3 separate regions of the Mus musculus genome follow, and all the other regions are linked to region 1. The links are chromatin loops, found by intact Hi-C in ENCODE. Cell type or tissue: left cerebral cortex. All regions are shown on one strand.

Region 1 (8,000 bases):
GCCATCTTCCTAGCCCCCCATTATACCTCATCTAGCTAGCTTCCTTCCTTCCTTCCTTCCTTCCTTCCTTCCTTCCTTCCTTCCTTCCTTCCTTTCTTTTACTTTATATATCTGTAAGTATGTCTGTGTATCTGTGTGTGGATATGTATACATAAATGCAGGTTCTTAAAGAGGCCAGAGGAGTTGGTTCCCCCTGGGGCAGATGTTACAGATGTGTCTGCCATGGGTGCTGAGAACTGAAATTGGGTCTTTTGGAAGTGTGTGCTCTTGACTACAGCTCGCCAGCCCCCATCACAATTCTCTCCAATCCCAGGCAAGTTCCGCTCTGTTTACAGACAAGCCACACCCACCTTCTTGTCTGATCCTTATAAACCTTAGACACAGGCTCTGCTTCTGTTTCCCAGGAAAGAGAACCCAGGCTCAGGGAGGTTCCATAACTTACCAGAGACCTCAAGGCTCCTAATTTGTGGAACTGGAACTCAAACCCTGGAATTTTTTTTTTTTGTCTTCACGGTTGCTGCCCACTGGAATGGGGTGTTTGGGGCCATTAGAAGACAAACATAAGGTGAAGGAGGCACTTGGGGTGAGGAGAAGAATGGAAGGGAGAATGAACTGGAGGTGACAGAACACAGTGGGAACAGAAGTCGCATCCCAAGCCAGAGAAGCGCCAGGGACCTGTGCCACACAGGAAGTAATGTCTGCACAGGGTGTGAGTGGAGGCAGAAGATCGGAAGGTACCAGGAAGGGCCACTGGGGGTAGGATGGTGATGGTATTATGAAACCCCGGATGGCATAGGTACACCCACAGCCTCCCCATGAGTTTCCAGACTGTGCTGTCCCACCCACCAGGCATGTGGCCACCACCCTGGGTGGCTCCTTTATGTGGCTCAGGTGTCTCAGCTGACAGTGGAGGCTTTGGGGAGCAAGGCTGGAGCTTTTGCCTGGGCCCCAGCAGGATTTCTTCCCGGTTAGCAGTGCGGACAGGGTCCTGGTGTGTAGGCTGGTTCAGCCTCACAAGGGTGTAAATACAGCGCGTGCTAACTGGGGGCCATGGTTTAAGTCTGGTGGTATGCGGTGTGGTACCAAGGCAGTGGTGATAGCCCTGTAGCGGCCTCTGGACCACGAGCGTCATCAATAGCAAGGCCTGTGGCTGAGCCAGGGTGCTTGCTAAGTTAGATGTTATACACATTCAACCTCTGGTGTTCCCAGCTTACGATGGAGCGTTACCCCTTACAAGCCAAGGAACATCTCTGTTGTCTGCCATCCCCTGGTCTGCACCTTGACATCCATCTGCCCTCAAGCCCCCTCCCTGGATCAGTACTACAGAGGCCTGATGCCTCTGCACTCATTTCATTCCGTGTATAATCAGTGCCGCTGAGGTGCGCTCCACATCTGTGGGCGCAGCTAGCTGTACACAGAACGCATTTAGGGGATAGTTATTTACCTAGCATGCTTGCTCTGCTAAGGTACAGCGAGCCATCAAAGGGTTAAAGGATGCAGGAAGATGTGCCGGTTGTGTGCAAACACTCACCACTTTACATAGGGGACTTGAGTATCCAATTTTGGAGCCCCAAGGGGGTCCTGGAACCACACCATTCCATTCGAGATGACTCTGTTGTTCAGTAAGGTGCTGAAAAGTGTCACCTCAGCCTGGCCCAGAGAGGAAAGTGGCCCTGGTGTCTGTGTCTCGGAATGACAGGAGAGACAGTGCATAGGCTGGCAGAGTTCTGCTGCCTCAGAGCATCGTAATAGCAGCTAATGCCTGAGGTGCCGTGGAAGCCAGAGGGATAATTTTGGTCTGTGTTCCCATGCAAAGCATGCTGGGAAATGGGGTGGGGGGGAGTGGTGAATGGAGAGACCCTATACCTACCATCATCCTCCTTGCAATGCATCCTGGTAGTTTCTATATGCCCACTTCACAGGGGCAGGGGAGGAAGAGAGGGAGAGAGGGAGGGAGGGAGGGAGAAAGGAAGGGAGGGAAGGAAAGAGAGAGAGAGCGCTGAGGTTCAGAGATGCAGGTGTATATACTCAAGGTCACACAGCTAAGATACCCAATACAGCTGGTATATAGCACACTTCCCCAGAGTGACTCAGGAGAGGCAGGTGGGAGGGCTGAGGAAGGGCCCAGAGGTGCTGGCAGGAAGCAGGGACTCCAAGTCCAGCTGGGTCCTTGCCAGGCCATCAAGGCAAAGCTAACACTGACCAGGCACAGAGCAGCTAGGGGTGTTTCGCTTCACAGACACACATGGGTCATGTGGGACACGTTTGTTGTTCCTTTATGAGTGTTTTCCAAACACCAGGCTTGGCTCCGGGGCTGTCACTATGGAGACAGCTCTGGGTGGCTGCAGACGCTGCCCTCTGTGGCTACGTGTGAAGGCTGTCAGCTGTGTGGGGTACCCCAGAGGCACTCTTGGAGGAAGGAAGGCTAAACCCTGTCTCACAAAGAGTGGAAAGGCCAGTCTGTGTCACAAGTCAGCCTGTGTCCACAGGCGTGGAACTCTGTGGCAAGGGCCTACTGTGGGCCCCTTGTGTGACCTCTTTGTGGTCAAACGGCACCTTTCCCTGACCACCCCCCTTTGGAGTCCAGGCATACTAAGGCAGAGTTCGAGCCCTGACTCCTGGCTTCAAACACCCTAAAACCACCCAGAGAAACCCCACTATATAAACAGAGAGACTTTGGCCCAGAGAACAGAAGTGATTTTACCAAGGTTAATGTCACAAACAAGACCACACAGTGTCCTCTGAGACCCTGACTCAAGAGTCTCAGCCCATAGTAGGTTTTCATACGGCTCACCTCAGGTAACCCTGAGGTGTGGCTGGCTGCTTGGCCCCAGCTGGATGCACCAGCATATGTGGGGAACCTCAAGGGAGGCTGGCCTGATCCTTTCCCCTTCTTCAATGCTCAAGTTCAGCCCACGCCTTGGGGGCTGTTCAGAGATTCTGAAAGCAGTTGGGCATCTTGGACGCAGTTTCTTAGTCCTGGAAACCATGCGTAGCTCCAAAGACTGTCTAAGACTCCAGAATCCGTTCTGCTTGCTGGGCTGTTGTTCAGGGTTTCCAGAGAAACCGCGAATGAAGCAGGGCCAGGAGCTCCGAGCGGCACTGCGGGTGGAATGGATGGAGCTGGGAGGATCCAGCTTTCTCCCCGTGGTCCCAGTCTGGGAGACAGCATCCGCCACTCTGAGGAGCAGAAGGCGCGTGGGTGTCAGCAGCAGGGAACGGGGACTGAGAATCCAGCTTTACCCCCTCACATGCTGTGAGGACCAAGGACACTTGCTTAGCCTCTCTGGGCCATCTGTAAAAAGTGGAGATTGCTCACGTTCCCTGCAGGGTCCACTGTCCCTCCCCCATCTCATTTCTGACATTTGATAGATTAGTTAGAGAACCCCTAACCCAGGGCTGATAAACTTTCTGTTCTAGTATCCCCCTTGGCTTGCCTGGTCCCTTGCTTCCTCTAGGCCTTCGCTAGGGCTGTTCCCTTTGCCTGGAGTACTGTCCCACCCCTACCTCTCCCTGCCCACCCACATCCCTACTGCAGCTTCTCCAACCTCTGTCTCAGGTCCCTGAGCACAGGGGCAGGCTCTCCAGCTCTGTCACTCTTGGGTGAGGACTCTTAAGTGTGTTTATTTTGAAACAGGGTCGCACCATCTAGCCCCTCATCACCAGGAACTCACTGTTGATCAGGCTGGCTTCAAACTCAGAGATCCTCCTGCCTCTGTCTCCCAAGGGCTGAGATTAAAGGCGTGCGCCACCACACCTAGGCTAGAACTGTAAACATCAGGCAGATCATTAGGGCAACTTCATTATGGCCCCAAGTCAGACCTCAACCATGCCAAGCCTGGGACCTGGCACTGAGGGCGTGGCCAGCAGCAACCTACCCACTCCAAGCCTCAGTGTCCCCTCTCGTGATAGGAATGCTGAATCACACTCCGGGTCTACCTCCTAGGAATGAACACAGTGTCCAAAAGAGGCCAATGTCACTTTGGGGCTAGGAACCAAGCCAAATCCCCAGCCCAAGATAAGTATTGGCCTCCTGCAAACCCTGGACAAGGCTGCAGGCCTCTGAGACTCCCCAGCCCATTTGCAGAGCTGTCAGCAGAAGGCTGGCTCCCAGCTGGGGATCCACAGCAGCCCTTGCGCGGAGGTGCAAAATACACCCCACAATCCTGGCAGACAGGAAGATCGATACCTCGGTGGACCGGAAGCCTTGCTCCGCACCGCAGTCGGTCTCAGTGGAGAGAAGAGCCAAGAATAAACACAACCAGGTAGTTCTCCCTCCACAGGGTCAGGTCAGGCCAGACTAGACCGGCTTTGATGTCACCACCTGTGGCACTGCACCGTTGGCTCTGGAGCAGTTCCCTTTGTTCTTCAACATCTAGCACCCACCAAAGCTGGTGCTGATAGCTCCCCCATCTGACAGCTGAAAGGTGGCACAGAGAGGTTAAGTGACTCAACCAGGGTCACACAGAAACTATCCCAGTCAGAATCCAAACTCCCGTCTGCCAGTCTTGCAGCCCGCACTGGTTGTTAGATAAATTTACTCTCCTGATTGTAGAAACCACTCTGAGGCTTTGCCTTTTCACAAACTTCATCCTGTTCACACTCCCTCAGACCTGGGGGCCTTCTCAAAGAGTGAGGATCTTTGGCGCTATAGGCCTTTGATCTACCTGGGGTTGTCGGGGATTGGGTGGCCCTGGACAAGAGCTCCCTGAGGTAGGCCAGGAGAAGACACCACCCAGCAGGCTCAGAGCGAGCCGCAGTATGAGCTTGAGAAGACCACTGCTCTCCCCTGGTGTGGCCAGTATCCCTGTTTGCAGTAGCCTTACCCAGAGGACTGCGTGCCTGCAGCCAAGGAATGCCAGGCTGGGCTCTGCCGGCTTTGTAACTAGTAAGTGGGACAGGAAGTCTGGGGGCGGTGGGCAGTTGGGAGGTAGAACTTAGTGACTTGTAACAACTTCTCCCTAGAGAAGAGCTCCGGGAAGATATGTGTGGGTTTGGGGCTCAGCACTCCAATGATACTCTGTGCTGTGTGATTTTGAGTGAGGCATTAACCTCTCTGAAACCATCAGCTACTTGACTTCAACTTGCCTTTTGCCCTCCCCTGGACCCTGTGGTCCATTCTATTGAGGGTCATCAGGGATGCCCGACCCATCTGGCCGGCCCACAGCCTGTAAACCTCTTCCTCCCGCCCTCCACCGTGGTCTCAGTTTCTTTCCTCAGTGTCTCGTGTGAGATCGCTGCAGGTGCCACTCTGCCCTAGACACACCATTGTCACCTTCAGGACTGGGGCACAGCCTCCCCAAACACTTCTGCCTTCCTCCTTCACCAATCACATCTTCCCAGCAGTTTGGCCATACATAATTGTCTATCCCCAAATCACACTTAGGACAGAGCTCAGACTCCAGCTCGCCCTGTCGGGAAGCCCTTCACCGACTTCCCAGGCTTCTCTTAGCCTTTTCCTCCTGCACAGGTCCAGCCTGGATGCGCCTATCTGCTGGCCTGCATACACACTGCTTCGCTGGCTGGAAGCCCTCTCTTCACTTTGCCTTCTATAGCTTTCATCTATACCCATTCCTCAGTTCTCAGTGTTGAACCCCCCATCCCCGCGTCCCACCCCATCCCCCCTCGTAGGGGCCCTTGATCACGCCCCCGTAGGGGTTTCTTGGCCACGCCCCCTGTCAGGGGTTTCCTTGACCACGCCCTAGTAGGCCCCGTGCCCACGCCTTTGGCCACGCCTCCCATCCTCAATGCTCAACCTGTCACTCAGCATTATAGGCTGCTGACCAAGCTCCTCTTCCTATAGAGGCTGTTCCATACCCACACTCAAAGGGAAGGCTTTTGCTAGTCAGAGGCACTTTCTTAGAGGAACCTCACTTCCCAGCCCTATGGTAGCTGTGGTTCATCCCCAGAGCCTACTGTGAGATATCAAGCGGTGACTCTTCCTCCTGTGCCTCGGAGGGTTGGGTGTCATCTGTAACAGAAGATGGCTGCTCCTGGTTTGTACCTCTTCCTGCTTGTCTTGTAAAGTCTTTTCATTTAGCTTTAAAATTCTAGCTCCAAGCCTGGTGTGGTGGTATACACCTGTCATCCCAGCACTTGGGAGGCAGAGGCACAAATTCAAGGTGAGCTTGGTTTGTATAATGAATTCCATGTCAGCCAGGGTGAGTTACAAAGAGAGACGCACGGGGAGGAGTAGGAGACAGAGGGAAGGAAGGAACAAATGAATGAACAAACACACATGGGCAGGTGTGCACGAGCATGCACACACACACACATACACATGCACATACATACACATGTGCACACATGTGCACACATGCACACAAGTACCCATACATGTGCACACACAGTCACGCACACACATGTGTGTACTCACAGGCTCCAGCCCCTGGCTCTTCCAGCTATATCCTGCTCTACTATTGTCCTAGCCTCTACTGACCTGCTTTTCCCTCTCAGCCCTGTACTTCCTGTGGGAACTGAGGCCTCCTTTATGTGATCAGAGATACAGGTCAAAGGGCAGGGCCAGAGGCTCCGATGGACCCCAACCATCCTCCAGTCCTAAGATCCACCATCTGCGTGACCCCAGTAACACCATTAAGGCTACCAGGAGTCAAGCTGAGCCATGAATAAGTAAAAGGGTGAGGGTCTCTGGGGGGTCCACCCCAGCTGGCTGCCCTGTCTCTGGCCAGAGCTGGGGTCTTGGCTGCCCCTGGACAGACTCAGCCTGACAGATCTTGACATGTCATCCCAGTCCCCAGAGAATGCTGCGGAGATCAGGGAGATCATCAGGCCCCCCCCTGGCCCCCATTAGTGTCAGTAATTGCCAATCAATTTCCTGGGAGCCTGGTGAGGAAGAAGCCCCAGGAGTCTCCTGTGGAGAAGCCACAACTAATGGCTTTTATTTGGATTGCAGCAAATTGATTGGTTTTTGGGTTGGGTTTTTTTTTTTTTTTTTTTTTTTAAGATGGGACATTGGTTTGACTCCCTGATCCATAAGCAGCCCCAAGGGCCAGTTAGGCCAAAAGATGAGTGATTGGGGTACTTAACTCTCCCAAGATCTGAGACTAGGGTTGGCCTTCAGTTCCACACATGGGACCTCCATCCTACACGTATGCCTTCGGACCCACCTCCCTGGCAATCACCCTGACCAGGTTTTCCCAGAGAGCACTGGTGGAAACTTCCAGAAGAACCCAGTAGAATCTGTACCAACGTCTAGGAAGGATGAATATGCTGATGCACCTCTCATCCAGCACTAGGAAAGCTGAGAGAGGAGGATTGCTGGAAGTTTCAGGTCAGCCAAAAAGCACGGGAAGGCAGCTCAGTTGGCAGAGTGTTTGCTTTGGTACCCAGAACCACATGAAACCAGGTGTGGTGAGGCGTGTCTGTGATCCCAGCACTCTGGAGGTGGAGCTGGAAGGTCAGAAATCCAAGATCACTCTCAGCTACAGCGTGAGCCCAAGGCCCTTCTGGGCTACACAGGGCACTCTGTCTCAAGAAAGAAAAAAAGGGAGGGAGGGAGGGAGGGAGGAAGAAAGGAGGTTCCAGAGAGATATGAAAAGAGAAGGCAGATCAGAGAGGTGGTGAAGCCGGGTTACAGTCACACAGCCAGAAGATAAGAACCCAGAAATTTTTCCAATATGTCACCCATGAAGCCACCTAAAAGTCACTGAGCTGCAAGCACTACAGCTTTTTTTTGGGGGGGGGGCTTCTAGGAAAGAAATGTCCAGAATGGAACAGTAAGCTGGGGCTTGATCTCCTACAAGAAGCCTGCCCCAAGAATCACAACCCAAGAGGTTGGAGAGATGGCTTAGTGGTTAAGATCACGGGCTGTTCAAACTGCACCCACCCCGCCCCGCCCATCTCTGCTGCATTCTGGAACTTTCTTCTGATTCTGGAGTTATTCATCTCTCCCAGATTTTTGTCTCCCTCTTTGGGCAGAGACTGGTTGCCCCTGGACTGAGTAACAAAAGCCAATTCCCATCTTGACTGAACCTGGCCCT
Region 2 (8,000 bases), 52 kb before region 1:
ACACAGAACTAGTGATAGAACTCAGGTCCTCAAGCATGCTAGGCAAGTGCCCCACTACTAAGCTATACTCACACAAAAGCTGTGTGTGTGTGTGTGTGTGCGCGCGCATGCATGTGTGTGACTCCGTACTTGGCAGTGGATAAGCAGGGATACGATAGCTGTCAACAGGGCTCTGGGCCATTCTAGGATCTAGGTCTACTCTGTGTGAGTGCTGAGCCCAAACTGGCCATCATTCTCATAGCACTGACTCTCAGTTGGGTTCTAGGACACCTTTCAGGCAGGGCACAAGGATGCCTCAGAGCAGCCCAGGCTCTGACCCTGCGCCTACTGTAGGATTCTGGCTGCCAGCTGGGGCCTGAGAAACATTGACCATAGTGCCAGTGTCACCTCTCACTTGTGGTCTTTACTGACCTGAGCCAAGAAGTCCCTCTGAGCCTTAATTCCTTCCTGTGGAACATGTGGATGGGAGGAAGCAAGCTGGACCCATTTCTGAGGTTACGTGAATCTGTTATAATGTAGTAGCTAGTTAGTCAAACCAGTCTGCACCCTCATCTTGTAGAACACAGTGTAGTGCCCACGGAGGGAGCCAGCTGATTTGGGTAGGTGATGGATGGATGGATCTGTAGATGGAGCAATGGAAGGATGATAGATGGACAGATAGATGGGTGGGTGAGTGGATGACAGATAAATTGATAGATGGGTGGATGAATGAGTAATGGATGGATGGATGGATGGATGGATGGATGGATGGATGGATGAATAGTTGGACAGATGGATGAGTTAGCTAACTGAAGAGCACATCAGAAAATGACTGGATGGGATCATGGGTACTTAATGCCTCAGGACCATTGCATTTGCCCTTTTTTCTTGGAACATATCTTCATGCTATGTCCTGGCCAGCCTTCTGACCTGCCACAAAGCTTTCTGGAGAGCACTAGACCCACAGACCATGGCTAATGTCCATAGACCTTGAGCAAACCTTTGGCTTCACACAACCACAGTTCATCTATACAAATGGAGACAGAGGCTTATGTGGTCCTTCTCTGTGTCTCTCACTAATACACAGTGTGTTCTTTACTGTACTTAACGGTGGTCTGTCCGTCCTAGGCTCTTCCTGCTCCACACTGGATCATCCACATTGCTGGAGTGCCCTGATGTCACCTCCTTTAGCATTCACCCTGATCTGCTCAGTGTAATGGTAACCACTCAGTGAAGGTCTGATCGACTAGTGTCCCTGTTGTAGGACAGCTGTAAGAAAGCATGGGGCAATGAGGGACATGCTTTGTAAACTGTGAAGTGTGGTACCAGGGGCACAACCAGCAGCTAGGTCCACACCATGGCTCTGCCCCCGCTGACTCCATAGGACTAAGGATTCAATTCTGCTTTTGTTATACTACACGCCCCCCCCCCCGTGTGTTCCATGTCCCCCTTCATTCAAGAAGAAGGTGTTGTGTTTAGGAGAGATAATTAACAGCTAGCCTTCCCCGATGGCAATCACATTCTCTTCATAGCCCCACTGTCTGTATGGTCTCCAAGCCAAATTTTGGGCGAAGAGGCCAAGGACCATCTCCAAACCCCACCTAGACTACACTCTGCCCAGAAACCTGGGCTCTGCATTGCATCAGACTCTCTAACTTGTAGATGCCAACCACCGAGCAGATGGGACTGACAGCCCAGTTCAACCGCCTACAGAAGACCAAGACATGGCAGTGCTTGGCTCATCTGGTCACATTCCCACCTCTCCATTGGCCTTACCCTCCCAACCACCATAGTCTAAGTGGGATTGAGGCACTTGGAATGAGTTGTACCTCAGGGTATGGGGTGAGAGGTATGTGCACAGAGGGAACCCGGTTGCCTTTGCTAAGCCACCAGGGTAGTCGGATGTGGTCAGATCCAGGCATGGCACTAAAGTCTGGTGAGTAAAGGACAGGAGGTCCAGGTAGAGCCCTGGGCTGCCCACACAAGTTATTCTTGCCCTACCTGGGCCCTACAGCCATGCCACTGGGGAGGAGCACCTTGTGTTTTGAGAACCCAAGCTTCTAGGAATCCGCTTCCTGTCATCCTGACTAAAGAGGGCAGGACACTCGCCACGTAGGAGAGTTCATATGGCTGGGAAAGTGGACCCAGATGTTGTGTTGGCTGAGTACATCCGAAGCTTCTGAAATCACTTCCTGCCGCTCTGCTCCTGGCAACCTGTTTTCTCACTTCTGCCTTGGACAGCTCCCTGTATCCCCAGGAAAGTGGCACTGGGACAGTCAAAATGACAGCCTTAGGAAGGTGGCGATGCCTCTTCCCTGACCTTTCAACTCAGTCTTTCTACAGACTGTATGACTCATTTGTCCAGATAGGGAAGCTCGAGCTCAGAGAAGTTGAATGCACTCCCTAAGAGCCACACAGCTCAGCCAAGTGAAACCTAGAGATAACATCTGTCTTCAGACTCAATGGTGTACCCGGGGCAGGTCTGTAGGCTCCTCCCGGCCAGCTGTGGCACCATTTCTTTGTTCAAAATTCAGAACCTAGCTACTGATGGCCAGTTGGTGTCTGTGATTCTAGTGACTTTGGTCTTGTGGGGACTTGGAGTTGCTAGGGTCAAGGCTGTTGAAAGTGTCCTCATGAACAGTGAGCCGCAGCCAGCCGAGACCCATCACCCATATTTGCTACCGTTGGGACAAATGGAGGAAGCAAAGCCGGGTAGTTTCCTGTGGGTTCTGAAAATCAAATTCAGGTCCCCATGCTTTCGCAGCCAGGACTTTACTGAGTTAACCTCCAGCCTACGAATGCTTTTTTCTCATGGGAATACATCTTGGGAACTCAAGATAGGAAAGGCCCCAGAAAAGTGCATATAGGAGCTGGACTCAGGCTTATACAACCCGGGACAATGCTTGGTCTCTGAACCTCCATTTATTCATCTGTGAAATGGAGAGACACCCTCCACCCTGATTTCAGGATTGAGTTAGGTGCCCCCTGACTCCCAAAGCCAATAGTGCTACACACCCAGCTTCTCCTTCCTTGGCAACCAAGCCCTGACTTTGGATGCCTGCTTCTGCCAGTGTGCAGTGAGCACTATCTCCCAGATCAGCTTAGACGTTCACAAATGGGTAAACTGAGGCCAGAGGCAGCAGCAGAGCTTGGTGCTGGCTCCGGCTCCCCAGCACTGGGAGGGGTGCCCGCATGTGTGCCGCACGCCTCCCTCCCTGCCAGCACCACTCAGTATGAGAGGCAGCAAGTCACCATCTGTGTTTTCCAATAAAAGAAAATGAAAATTGAAGCACATTAAAAATAGCTCAATTGGGATTCCACGCAAGTGCTGCGGCCTGCTGTGGCAGAGACATCCAGCCTGCCTCCTCCTCCCTGAGCCTGGAACCAACACTGCCGGGAGTCATCTGAGGCCGTCTCTCAGGAGTGTGTGGGAAGGGCTGTGGTGCCGGTCGGTGGCCCTGAGATCACCATCCAGGGACCACTTGAGACCCTAGCCCTAGCTTTCCTACTCTTGGCTGGTGGAGTGCCTAGCCCTTGGGGCCCTGCTGAGAAAGGAGAGAGTAGAGTCAGAGGCCGTATCTCAGGGCAAGCCCTGGACACAGGTCCCCAGGCATACCTGGGGCCTCTGTTTCTGGAAGAGGCCACATGGATTCCGTAACGCCAACCCTGGATAGGATATCCAGCTTGCCATGCCTTGATCCCTGAAAGCCAAGCAAGCCAGGGGTCTTTTTGTGCCTGTGGGGCTTCTTCCTGGTTTGGGGGGTCCTAGGAAAGCTCTTTCCTTCTTGCAACCCCAGCATTCTAGATCATCATGATATTGGGGCCTCTCTGTAGGATTGTGACCCAGCAAGCATGTCCCTCCATGACTTGAAGACCTCATGAGGGTGACAGTGATATAGGAAATAAGGCGACAGACTCTCGGAATCCCTGTGCACTGGCCACACAGCTGCTGGGTGAGGAAGCAGGCAGCATCCAGGAGAGCTTTCCCATGAGCCCTGGAGTGCCAGCCCTTTTCTCCTTTGGAGAGGAGGGGTTCTGAGACAGTCTCACATATCCCAGGCTGACCTCAAGTCCACTCTTTGGTATAGAATGATCTTGAACTTCTAATCCTTCTGCTTTCTCCTCCCAAGAGCTAGGATGGTAGGTTTGTATCACTGTACCTGCTTTATGCAATGCTGGGGATTGAACCCAGGGCTTTGTGGCCTTCCTCCCCAGTTCCCAAAATGTCACTTGTCCTTATGGGCCAGTTCTCTGCAGCACTCTCTTCCTTGCCTAGTTGCTGCACAAAGCTCTATGGGATGGATTAAAGGATGTGGCTCCTGCCTCAAGGCTTCTGAGTAGTGGGCAGGAAGTGGCCTCAGAGCTACACAGCAGCCCCCCAGAAGCCCCCAGAAGCCCCCAGGAGCCCCAGCAACCAGAAGCCCAACAGCCTGGGAATGAGCCCCCGAGATGCTATCTGAGCCTTGGCAAGCAAGAAGTCAGCCCAGAAAGCCCTGCCTTCACTTTTCTGAGTCTCAGTTTCCTCGTCTGTAGAATGGATGGGTAATAGTGCTTGTCTTTAAGACCTCTGGAAGATGAGGTCCCTGCCAGGGACCTGATATGTGGCTGACACTGGGCCCATGGTGGAAGAGCCACCTGTCATGGTATCCCACTATCCAGAGAAAGTGGCCAGAGGCACCCTGGTCCACCACGTCCTTGCTTGTTCTCAGACATGGGGCGGTGTGTGTGTGTGTGTGTGTGTGTGTGTGTGTGTGTGTGTGTGTGTGTGTGTGTGTGTGTGTGACAACTCAGCACTAACTCTATTATGAATGGTACATTCATCCTGTCGTCTTTGTGACAAATCATTCTAGTGGCTCCCAGTGGCACAAAATTAGCATCACGTAGCTCAGGAGGTCAGGGAAATAGGGTTCACTGATGTGGGTGTTGGGCCACATACCGGCTAAAACCCCAGGGAGTGTCTGCTTGTGCTGCTAGCTTCTAGAGACCACAGTGCTCTTGGGCTGTGCTGTTATAGCACCCCCTCCACCCCAGCTACCCTCCTTATCCCTGACTGTCCCTACTGGCCCACTTAGGGTATTCAAGGCAATCTTCCTGTCTCATGATCCTTAATCCTTGAAAATTCCTTTTTTTCCATTTAAGGCAATGTTCACACTCCGAGGGTCAGGTGGATGTGGGTGTCTTGGCATTGGGGGGTGCGGTGGGGAATGTCATTATTCTGTGTCCCACTGACAAGAAAGCCCTTTGGCTTCTGTCTAGGCTGGACAGGATGGTCTCGTGTCTGCAGTGGCAGCAGTAGTATTATTTTCTTTATTGAGTGGCTGCTTAGAGCCAAGTCAGGTAGGGATCTGAACCATTCTCACGTTGGCCAGTATTGGTATTTATGACCCTTTATCAAGCGCTTTACAGACTGACGCATCCCCACCCCACACCCCAGCCCTCTTCTGAGCTCCAGTCTACAGCTCAGAGCTGTCACACTCTAACCCTTCATAAGCCACTAGCGTGTTGAATCCTAAACTCTACCCCAGTCGCCATCGCTTTCCTCGGTTGATGCCTTCTCTGATTCATCCCGCGCTCTTCAACCTCCTCACCTCTGTCTTCGTCGCCTTGACTTTCAGACCCGCCACCCAGCACCTGGCTATGCGGTCTCACCTGCCTCCATCCAGGGGGACACTGGATGCTTCCTGCACTGCGCCACAACAACCCCTAATCTCTTAGCCTGCTGTGACCCACTCACTTCTGCAGGACCGAGAAAGCATCCCTCCAACCCTGTGAAAGCCCTGCAGGCCTGGCCAGCTTCTAGGACAGGAGCACCAGGGAGAGAGGCCCAGAACGCAGAAGAAAAAGTCCTCTAGATGTGTGGAGATGAGGCCTTCAGCCTCCCTCACCAGCCTCAGGGAGATTCTCTAGGAACTCCCCATTCTGAATCCTCCGTCAGGGTCTTCCCGCCTCCCCGGAGAGCTGAGCGAAGCCAGCGGGAGATGGGACAGATAATTGCAACTTTAAATAAGGCCAAGCTAACGCTCCCTGCCAGGCCTGGCCCAGGGGACTTTAAGCTGTGGAAGGAGATAGGAAGAAGAAAGCCCCGGGTGATGCCCAGAATCCCAGCACCCCCCAGCTCCCTGGAGAACTCAAACAAGTCACCATCCCTGTCTAGGCCTCCCTTGTCACATTTGTCTGCCGGGACTCTGGAAAGTAGCCTCCTTAGTGTGTAGTATCACGGATGTTCAGAGGGGCAGCAGGGAGTACTCCATGGCTCTAGCCTGGCTCCACTGCCCACCCCAGAGGTCTCCCTCATTACTGTCCTCATCTCTGTTGGTCTCCAGGAGGCAGGGTGATGGTCATTGTAGGGTAGCCGCAGTGCAGGCCTTAAGTTGAGAGTTTCTTCTCGGTTCCCCTAAGTGGGTATTTGCTACTCCCCATTTTCTTGATAAGATCATTGAGGCTCTGTGGGAAGCAAAGGGGTCAGGATCTCCCATCAGCCTGAGGGGACCATCCACCACATACCTTACCTTGTAAGAGAAGCATCTGCCTTAGCAGAATAGGGCACAGGATAGCATGGGGGTGGGGTGGGGTAGGGTAGGGGCTTGAGGTTCTACATACAGTTTCCCGATTAGAGCAGAAACTCCTAACCCAACTCCCAGAGCCGGTGGGTCTGATACCCCTTGCAACCCCCAGCGCCCTCTGCCTGCTGCTGCCACTACAGAATTCCTAGTGAGGAGGAGCCTCGTTGTAGGGCTGAGAGATGGGGGCAGAGGGCCAGGTCTGGTCACATGTAGGAACCTGGGCTCACTCCAAACAGGTCCAGGAAGTGACCTCAGATGTTGGAGGGAAAGCCAGCACGTGGAGGAGGGGCATTTTGCCCGGTCAGGGAAGGCTTCCTGAGGAAGACATAGTAGGGCTGAGTCTTTAAGGCTAATTCAGACTTTTCCAGGGAAATGTGGGGGATGTGCTGGGCAGGGAAAGCAGTGTGGACAGGCAAGTGGAGGCCAGAGGGTGTCTGCTGTGTAGAAGAAATTTGAGACCTCTTGTGTGGCTCTTTTGTAGGGTCTCTATCTTTCTAGGCAAGGCAGTACCACAAATAGCTGAGCAGAGCAGCCAAGTGGGCACAGAGTCTGGAGGGTGGCACCCTGGGGATTGGGCCAGGGTGCTACCAAGGTGCCACCAAGAAAGGTCTAAGTGTCACACTGGTCTTGGCCTTCTGGGCTGGCACGGAAGCATGTTTTCCTGTCATAGGCAGCTTTCTGTTTCCCAGTGTAAGGCACAGATTCAGAGACCATCTCGAGATTGCCTACCTCCCCTTGGAAACACCCTCTACATCCATACAGATGCGTCTCCGGCACAGTCCTGATGTCTCCTCGGTTGCACTTCACCAGAAGCCAGAAGAGCTCTCTTTACGTGGCAGGCCCATAGCCTCACTTGTTCTAGAAGCTCCCATCTTGCTGCCCGTTCCATAGAGACCACAAAAGCATCCACAGCTGTGGCAGATGGAACACCCAACTGGCTACAAGGTAGCCTTGTCTCTCCTACCCAACTGGCTACAAGGTAGCATTGTCTCTCCTACCCAATTGGCTATGAGGTAGCCTTGTCTCTCCTACCTCCCTCTGCCTGGCAGCACCAGTCTCCCTGATGGGACCATGCCTGCTTCCCACGCTCCATGCTGCGGTGCCCAGGCCTGAAGCCCACCCTTCTGTGTCCCTACCATCTGCTCTGACTGACCATCACCTGAGACTGCCACACCACAGAAAAGGGTTCTTGGGACAGTGAGAGGACACATGACTCAGAAATTAAAGTCAGTCTTTCTAACCAACTTACTCCCAATTTGGTGGGGTGGATCTCAGTCTACTAGTTAGTTTATGTGCAAGTTAGGGACCATGACATAGGCTTTGAGGGGTTTAAAGAGATGAATTCTGTATGTGGCCGACGTGGCCTAGTGAATTACAGGTAGTAGATGCTCGGCAGACAGTAGCCACGATGGTGGATGGGCGTGCTGGGAGCAGGGTGGTCTTTTCCCCACAGCTGGC
Region 3 (8,000 bases), 94 kb before region 1:
AACACTCCTGCTTAGGTTCAGAGAACTGAAGGTCTTTCCTGAGGTCACCCAGCGAAGAGAGGGCAGGGACAGAGGTATAGCCAAGTATCTGCTCAGATCCTCCAGCTCGGCAGTGGTTGGAGGTGTGCTCTGATCCACACGTGACCAAGGGCTCCCATCAGTCCAGTGACTGGGCAGGTAAGACAGTGGGAGACAAGGTATCGACAAGTAGGAAACACCCAGCAGGTCCCGTCCCCACATTTGTTTGGCCTGGCTTTCAGCTGTCATACTCCCTCCTCAGACAGGCTTCTCTGACCCCACCCTCCCCACCCCCAGGGTCACTCAGCGCTCTGTCACCCAGCTTTATTGTCTTCCTGGCCTGGATCATTGTTGATTATTTTGTCCCCCTTTGGGACTCCTGCGGGGTCTTGTCTAACAGGTCCTCAGCTGCATTCCTGCCTCCCCAGTGCCTGGCACGTAGGCAATGCCCAACTCATGTTTGTCAATCAAGTGAGACAGAAAGAGACACAGACAAGTGAGGTCATCAGATTTCTCTCTATGACTGCAGCGATGCACAGCTAACAGTGCTGTGAGTACTTGGGCAAGTACCTTTCCCTCTCTGGATCCCGCTTTCCCCTTCTAGAGGCTGGTGCTGGGGGTGGGAGGCTCCGCTCGTTGAATTATCATGAGCCGACTGGATGGGTGTGAACACTGCTTTGTAAACTGTTAAAGCGTGATTGCAAATGCGGGGAGCTGTTGTCATTAGACAAATGAAGCTTCCAGCCGTCTCTTCCTGTGCAGTGAGGGACCGGGTCTGGATCCAAAGCTCACTCTCCAGCCTCTGCTACACCTGGAGGGGCAGGTTCCCCATTAGGAAACATCTAATATGCTGGGGGTTTGAGAGGCAATATGCAAACTGAAGATAATCAAACTATCCCCAGGCCCCAGCAAGGGAACCCGTGATCATCTTTCCGGAAAATCCTAAGCAAATGGGTGTCAGTCCCGAAGAGGCCAAAGTTAGTGAAGGCACTTAGTAAGGGGTTGATGAGGTGGAATCCTGGTCACAGAGCAGAGAAAGCTGGATAGGGTTTGGCTGGGACAAAGGCGGAGTCGAAGGCAGTTGCCAAGAGAGCAGAGAGGAAGGCCTTGGATGGCTGACAAGACTCAGCCTTTCTATAGGATCTCAAATGGGGAATCATACAACACGGAGGGAGAACGGGATGGGGAAGATACGGGGCTTTGTTTATTGCTACAGTGATTTTTTTTTTTTTTTTTTTTTGCGTTTGGCCAGGTAAAAGTCCAGACTGCTATCAATTAATGATAAGGTTTTCAGTGACTGTGGGAAGTTGGCTAACTGAATAAACGTGTTCTATGGACCTATGCAAGGCCCAAGGGATGAGTGTGGGTGTCAGACACTGCTTGAATCCTAGCTCCGATGCGCTATTTGGCCTTGAGCAGATGACTTACCTGGTCCTCAGTCTCATCACCTGAGATGGCCTGCACCTGCCACCAGAGTTGTGACAATGGAGGAGAGGAAAATCTGGAAACGTGAACAGCCCCGAGCCTCATCCCTGGTACCCGGGTTCTCAAAGGATGCTAAAATCTAGTATTTGTATTTTGAATCAAAAAGGATTTTAAATCAAGAAGGAAGCAATTGCTAGGGGTGGGTGGATGGTGACAAGGGTCCCCAGGGGATAGAAAGAAAGCAGAGCTGAATCCACCCAGGATGTAATAGATGGCCCATAAATGTTTCTGGAAATGGGGAGGGGCCACCTGTATACACCAGGGATGGAGGAGAAAAGGCTCAGAGTCCACCAAATCCTAAGCCCCTTGGTTTGTCTGATGAGGAGAAACAGAGAAAAAAAAAAAAAAGCCAGGGCACCCAATTAACTTCTACCCCAGGCAGGAGTCTGCAGGCAACACGGAGTGGAAGGTGTTGGCAGAGAGGGTGATCTTCCCTGTTGTCTTCTATTCTCCCCGGCTCACTTCTGTTCTGCCTCCTTTGCAACCTTCGAGGCCCACCATTTCCAGGTGGCCTCCCAGGCTGAGGTTCATTTCTGATGGACTCTCAATGCTTCAAAGGGTGCCCCAAATTTCCAAACCTCAGTTGGTGTCTCAGGACAGTCTGTCTGATGGGCCTTGAAGGGAAGACATCTCTGGGACGTTTTGTTAGTTTGTGGGACAAAGGGACTGGAGAGGTCTGCACTGGACTTTTAACAGCTTGTCTCTCTAAAGCATTCTTCCACCCACTGCAATGATCATGGCCAGTGCTGTTGGCTAAGTGTGTTTTCAGGAGCGCGGGTCCCAAAGGCTAGGGGCCCTGCCTGGGTGGTTCCCGCAGGATCCCTCCAGTCCTCCCACCACCGGTCTCAGCAAGCCCGCTAATGATGATGGTGATGAAGGCTGTCAGAGCAGGCTGGGCCCGCAGAAATGGAACAAGGGGTTGTGTCCTCCCCGAAGGGACAGCTATGCACAAAACCGAGCAGCCCAGACAGGTCCATTCCACCGAGGGGTGGAGTAGGGGCTGTCGCTAGGCACCCCCCACCCCCGGGCCTCCTCCACACCCCTGCTCGCAAACTGCACCGGGAACCAGATCAACAGAGGAGAAATACAATGTGCGGCTGGGAAGGTCCGCGGGGAGGGGCCGGTGGGCTCGCGCAAGACAACAAGGCAAGGAGGGAAGGCCCGGGGTCTGCCTGCCAGGGCCCGCCACTCCTGCCAGAGAGAACCCCGGGCCCGCGGGCGAGCGCCAAGGCCCACTCTCCCAGGCAGAGGCCCCAGCCCAACCCTAGAGCCTGGGAAAGCCGCCTGTTTTGTTCCCAGCTCCCCCCTCTTTCCCCCCCTCATTCATTGCAGTTCAGTCCCTTTCGAAGCCGCAGGGACGCGGGTGGCAGGGCTCAGGCAAGGGGGTGGCACTCCCAGTCCTGACAGGTAGGGCCAGTCCCCCGGCTTTGGGCAGCCCCTTCCTCGTTCTCCGCCCCCCCGCCCCGGGTCCCCTCTCTCTGCTCCTGTCAGCCGCGCCAGACGATCTCGGCTTTGCAGCATTCAATAAAAATTGAGAAACATTTGGGCTGAAATCGCTGCTTTATCTGGAGGAGCCACAGCGCCGGGAGAGACCACTGCTGCGCGGGGGGGATTCCGGGGTCCCGGACACCCGGGTGAGTGGGGTCACGATGCTCCAACACGGTTGCTGCCCCATCCGAAGGGACTCAAAAGATTTAGAAGATCATGACTCGGGCGTGGTGCAACCCGTGGGTGCACCGGGCAGAGGCACAGGATTGGCAGTCCAACCCCGGCTCCCCCCACGCCCGCGGCTCAGGTGGGCCGTGCCCAGCGCTGGCGGAGCCCGGGTCCCCGTTCTGCCCGGGCTGGATGGCTCATTCTGCTGGCTGCGCGGCGGCGGCGGCTCGTGTGTGTGTGCGCCGCGCCCCGCCGCTCCCCGCCGGCCCCCCGAGCCCGGGGCGCGCGCTCCAGCCCGGGGGTCCCCGCGGCGCCGCGGCCGGAGGCTCCGGGCAGCGCAGCAATGGCCGTGCGCAGGCTGGGGGCCGCGCTGCTGCTGCTGCCGCTGCTAGCCGCCGTGGAAGGTGAGCGGGGATGGGGGCGGGGAGCGGCCGCCTCGGCCCCGGGTCGCCCCCTCACTCGGCCCCGCGGTCGCAAAGTTTGCCCGGGGGCCGGTGCCGGGCGCAGGTGGCCGCGGGGAGGTGTGGCCGGCGGCCACCGCTGGGAAAGACGCGGGGCCCCGCGGGCGCCCGGGCGAGCGGCGGGCGCTGATTGACTGTGCCAGGAGGAGGCGAAGGGACCATCTTGCCGAGGCTTTGTAGCCAGCCGGGTGAGCGCCGCCCAGGGCTGGGGGGTCTTACCACTGCGCGCCCGCCACCGAGGTCCCCGCATCCCCGCAGAGCCCGGCAATGCCTCGGCACCGAGCTCAGGGGCGCGGGCCCGGCGCGCAGTGGGTGCTGCAAAGTTTGGCAGGGAGCGTTCCGAGGGAGGCACCGCGGCCGCGCCAAGGATTGGGGATCCCTGGCCGCGCCCCCTTGGATGCAGCCTGGGCCACCCGAAGAGCAGGGGCACCCGTGGAGTGGAGCGAAGCGCGCGTGTCCCCCACCCTCGCGTCCGTGCCCGCCCGGTCGCTCGCGGCGTACAATGGGGTCCCCTCCCCAGCAGGACTGAGCGGGGGATGGGGCGATGGGCATCACTCTTGCGCGCCGGGTTCTCCGGGTACCTCCGCGGGCCACCGCCCCGTGGGCGACAGAGCTCAGCGTGGAGTCTGGAGCCCCGAGAACTCTCCAGCTGCCGTCAGAGACCGGACCAGATGCTTTGCCATGTGTTGTTGGCCTTGGCCTGGGTCTCTGGGCCTCTCCCCGAGGCCTCGCGCTGTGGTACCACCCGACCCCCCGGGGGCGGGAGTGGCTGCCAGGTGGTCGCAGCTCGCTGGCTTTGGAGGAAAAGTTGTTAGTGGGGGTCTGGGTGTGTCCACCAGGAATGGCCGGGCTGGAAGGACCAGGCGTGAATCCTAATAATGGTTCTCACGTGTACTGTGCTCTACAGTTTGCCAGTCGCTTCAGTTTATGAAGTACTTTGCTCTCCGTGGTTTACAGCGTGCTGCACGGTTGACAAGGTACTTGAAGCCTTCTTTGCAAAGTGCTTGCCGGCCGACAATCTGTGTTGAATCCTTCAGAAGTCTTCCGGGAAGCCAGATGGGTCGAATTTTTACTGGTTTTTAGCAAATAGGGAAACCGCGGGTTCAGAAAAATCCTGTCTCAGCCCTAGCCATTGGGTGATAAAAATAGGCCCTGAGTCTGAGGTCTTTCAAACAACTGGCTGGGTTTTCTTACCCCTAAAGAAGGTGACCCGTTCTAGGAGTGTGCCACCGAGGGCTTGAGGGGTGAGACACAGAGTGCCCTATTCTTGGGTCACTTTGGGGTGAGGTGTGAAGAAGCCTTGAGGGCTCCAGGCACAGCCACTCCAGGCATGGTGGGGGACCCCGTGCTATAACTTAGTTTCTTTCCCAGTAATGAGCATTTTAGTGACCGCAGTGGGGAGGAGAAGGGGGGGGGTCCTTGGATGGCAGCCATAGTGTTTGGCACCAAGGCAGCTGTCCTCCGGCTCCTGCAGGATTTGGCGGCTGCCTGCGGTTTCCCAGAGTGGGGTGGCCAGGGCACTGAGGGTGCCACGGGCCCTGGGTGTGGAGGGCAGCCGTGGAGCCCGGCTGCTGGCGGGGAGCTCCCTGGGAGCTGGTTGGTGTACCGCGTATTACTCCGGCTTTGGGGAAATGACTCATGTGCTGGCCCGCTATACGTTGGGATGTTTACAGTATTATGGGGAGCTTGGCATAAATATTGCTATTTAGGTTGCAGTCAGTGGGGCTGGAGGGGAAGAAAATTGGCCTCTCTTGTGCGTTTGAGAAGGCCCGAGTGTGTTTTTAATTACCGTGGGGTAGATGGAAGGGCCACGTCTGTCCAGCTCTGGCAAGTGGGTGGTTAGAATCTGGGGGGGCTGTGGCCTGGCTGGGCCCTGGCCCTGGACACAGAGCTGGTTGGCAGCTGATGTCACAAGACGGGATGGTTGCCCGTTTGGGGGCAGGAGTAGGAGAACTCTGGAGAATTTAATTCATCATGATTAGCTCATATTGGACTGAGAGAAGGTATGAGGTGGACCCCAGGGGACTGCTTGTAATTCTCTCGGGACGCTGGGGTAGCTGCCTTCTCTGTAGGAGCCTCAGTTTCCCTAGGTAGGGCCTCTGGCTATTCTCTGTGGATTCCATCTTTATACCAGCCATCCCTAAATCCTTCCTCCAAGCCTCTTTTTTTTCTCCTCTGTCACTTAAGGTGATCACAGTGACTGTCTCACCTGTGTGATCGTAAACATCCTACTGAATAGTGGATGGAGAAATAATCCAACTGTAAGAATTGGGTATGCCTTTGTCCTGGAAAGGAAGAGTAGGTGGTACTGCCTATAGCATATCTGGGGCACATTGGATGCTCCAAGATGCAGCCCCGTCTGTGGGACAGTATGGAGGCCAGAGGCCAGGGAGGACAGCCCTGGCCTCCAGCATCCAGAGCCGTAAGACCACCACTGCCTGCCTTTCTTTCTCTTCTGGCTTGCTCTGTCTCCTAGCCCATCACGGGGCTGCCCTGAGCATTACAGCCTAAGGATTTCCAGCTCTAGCCTGTGGAATGCTTGCGAGGAGATGAGGTGCACGTGTGTATGTGCACGTATGTGTGTGCGTGCGCACGCCGGGGAGTGGTTCCCCCCACCCCCGGCAAGAATGGTGAGCATAATGTCTCGCCCAAACCACAAGACCCCCTCCAGGAAAAGCAAAGTGTTGAACATCTGGAGCTGGGCCCAGGGACACATCTGACAGAGGATGGTGGCCGACTCACTACTAGATGGAATGTAAAGGCAGAGGTCTCTCCCCTTCACAGCCCTTCGTTTGCTTTCCAAATATTGATGGTGCTTCCTTTTTGGCTGGCTGGTGCTGGACCCTGGGGCCTGCAAGGAGACAGGGGACAGGCTGACAGAGAAAATCGTTGGCAAGAGCGAATGTGTGAAGTGTGTCCCCTAGCACTGCCAGGAGGAAGTTGAGGGCCACCTGGGGGTGCAGTTTGGGCTGGAAAAGGGTTGTTTCCTCTTTTATGGCTCTGTGCTGCCGGTTCATTTTTTCACTCCCCACTCTCCCGGCAATGAACTTTCTTAGCCACCTGGTGGTTTTTGGTGGGTTTTTTTTTCACAGATTGGTCTCTTCAGAGTTGAGGCAGTTGACTTTGGGACTGTGAGGAAGAGGAAAAATGTTGCCAGGCAAGCTAGCAGCATATGGAAAGGCCCGGGAGCCCGATGATCTGGCATTTCCTTGGGTGTGACCTAAGGGAGTGTGCCCCGAGGACACTAGTGGGAGCCAAGACTTAGAAGGAAGACCAGGCAGATGCAGAAAGGCTGGGGTGGAAGGTTAAGATGTTGAGGGAAGTGGAGAGGGAGGCATTGAAGGTTCTTGACTTGTTTATTGAGGGACCTAGCCAGATTTGTGTTTGGGAAGATGGATGACTTCAGTGATGGGGGATGCTGAGAATATCCAGACTTGGTCCTGCAGAGGAAGGCTGGTCTGGACTCTGAGTTCCCTGAAGGCGCAGACTCCCTGGACCTTTTGAACGTCCAGAGTTATGGAACATAAAACTGCTCAAACACTATACTTTCCAAGAAGCCTTTGGATACTTTGTATCTTACCAGCTTCTTTTGACTTTGTAACAACCATATTGGTTTCCTTGTTTCATGGTGCCTGGCCCTCTGGACCATGAACCTCAGGAGGCAGTGACTCAAGCTGCTGCCTTGGCCGTAGCATCCCAGTGTGCAGAGCTGCTTGCTATGATACTCAAGGGCAAGTGCGTGGTCAGCTACCGCACAGTCGATGGATAGAGTGCTCAGTGAGTGGGCCTGGGACAAGCATGGGAGGGAAAGAACTGGGGAAACCAAGGGAGCCTTCCTGGAGAGGGAAAATCTGGGGATGGCTCAAACGGGGCTGGAAGGAAGTGTTTTGAGTATGTGGGACAGAACAGTTTAGCCAAAAGGCCATATGGACCCTTTCTGATAAGGGCTGGGAGCTTGACCTGCTCCGAGCCTTGGTGAATATGGGGTAAATTTGCAGTTGTTTCCTGGGTGCGATTGTTTTTGCTCTTTCTCACTTCAGAGGAGGTAGCTTTTGTGTATGCCTTAGTCAAGGAAAGCAAAACCTCACTTTAAACCCCAGCATCTGAGAGTTCTTATCAGATGGCCCCTTCTCTCATCCACCCCTCCATGCGTCTATCTGTCCATCTCTCTATCCTCTGTCTATCTACCTTCATCATTGCCCTCCCTACATCCATCCACCACTCACTCGTTCACTCACCCATCCATCTGTCCATCCATCTCCAGGGGCAGGCGGTGCGTGGGGAATAGAGCCTGGCTGTGGGAGAGAACAGGGCCTGCTGACTTCGTAGAAATACAAGTGCAAAGAGTCTTCCGGAGGCACGGATCTGGGTTCAAATGGG

Evidence for each region. Hi-C counts contacts between places; a loop is a spot of excess contacts. Peaks named below come from ENCODE experiments on the same cell type or tissue, not always from the same donor. Only the 100,000 strongest peaks of a DNase experiment are listed, where the experiment ranks them.
Region 2: a loop joins it to region 1, with 2.1 times the contacts of the local background. A loop is called at or near these places in 5 of 42 quality-filtered maps.
Region 3: it touches region 1 in a loop (2.4-fold over the local background); 4 of 42 quality-filtered maps call a loop at or near these places.

What each region holds. Positions count from the first base shown.
Region 1 is chr4:136,737,135-136,745,134 of GRCm38, reverse strand. The region is part of intron 3 of Ephb2 (Eph receptor B2); the gene reads left to right. Among named protein-coding and RNA genes, the nearest start is that of Gm52708, 58 kb to the left of the region's middle. In left cerebral cortex, no CTCF peak of the experiment used is centred here; DNase peaks (open chromatin) are centred at 1,680, 2,246, 3,117, 4,901 and 1 more place; H3K27ac peaks cover 3,819 bases.
Region 2 is chr4:136,788,791-136,796,790 of GRCm38, reverse strand. The region is part of intron 1 of Ephb2 (Eph receptor B2); the gene reads left to right. Among named protein-coding and RNA genes, the nearest start is that of Gm52708, 6.8 kb to the left of the region's middle. In left cerebral cortex, no CTCF peak of the experiment used is centred here; a DNase peak (open chromatin) is centred at 3,274; H3K27ac peaks cover 287 bases.
Region 3 is chr4:136,831,333-136,839,332 of GRCm38, reverse strand. It overlaps Ephb2 (Eph receptor B2), which reads left to right and starts at 3,321. Exons shown (of 16, transcript NM_010142.4): 1 at 3,321-3,563. The coding sequence starts at 3,503. It overlaps Gm31536 (a long non-coding RNA gene), which reads right to left and starts at 3,398. Exons shown (of 5, transcript XR_881502.3): 1 at 1,447-3,398. In left cerebral cortex, no CTCF peak of the experiment used is centred here; DNase peaks (open chromatin) are centred at 2,492, 3,109, 3,271, 3,941 and 1 more place; H3K4me3 peaks cover 3,167 bases; H3K27ac peaks cover 1,473 bases.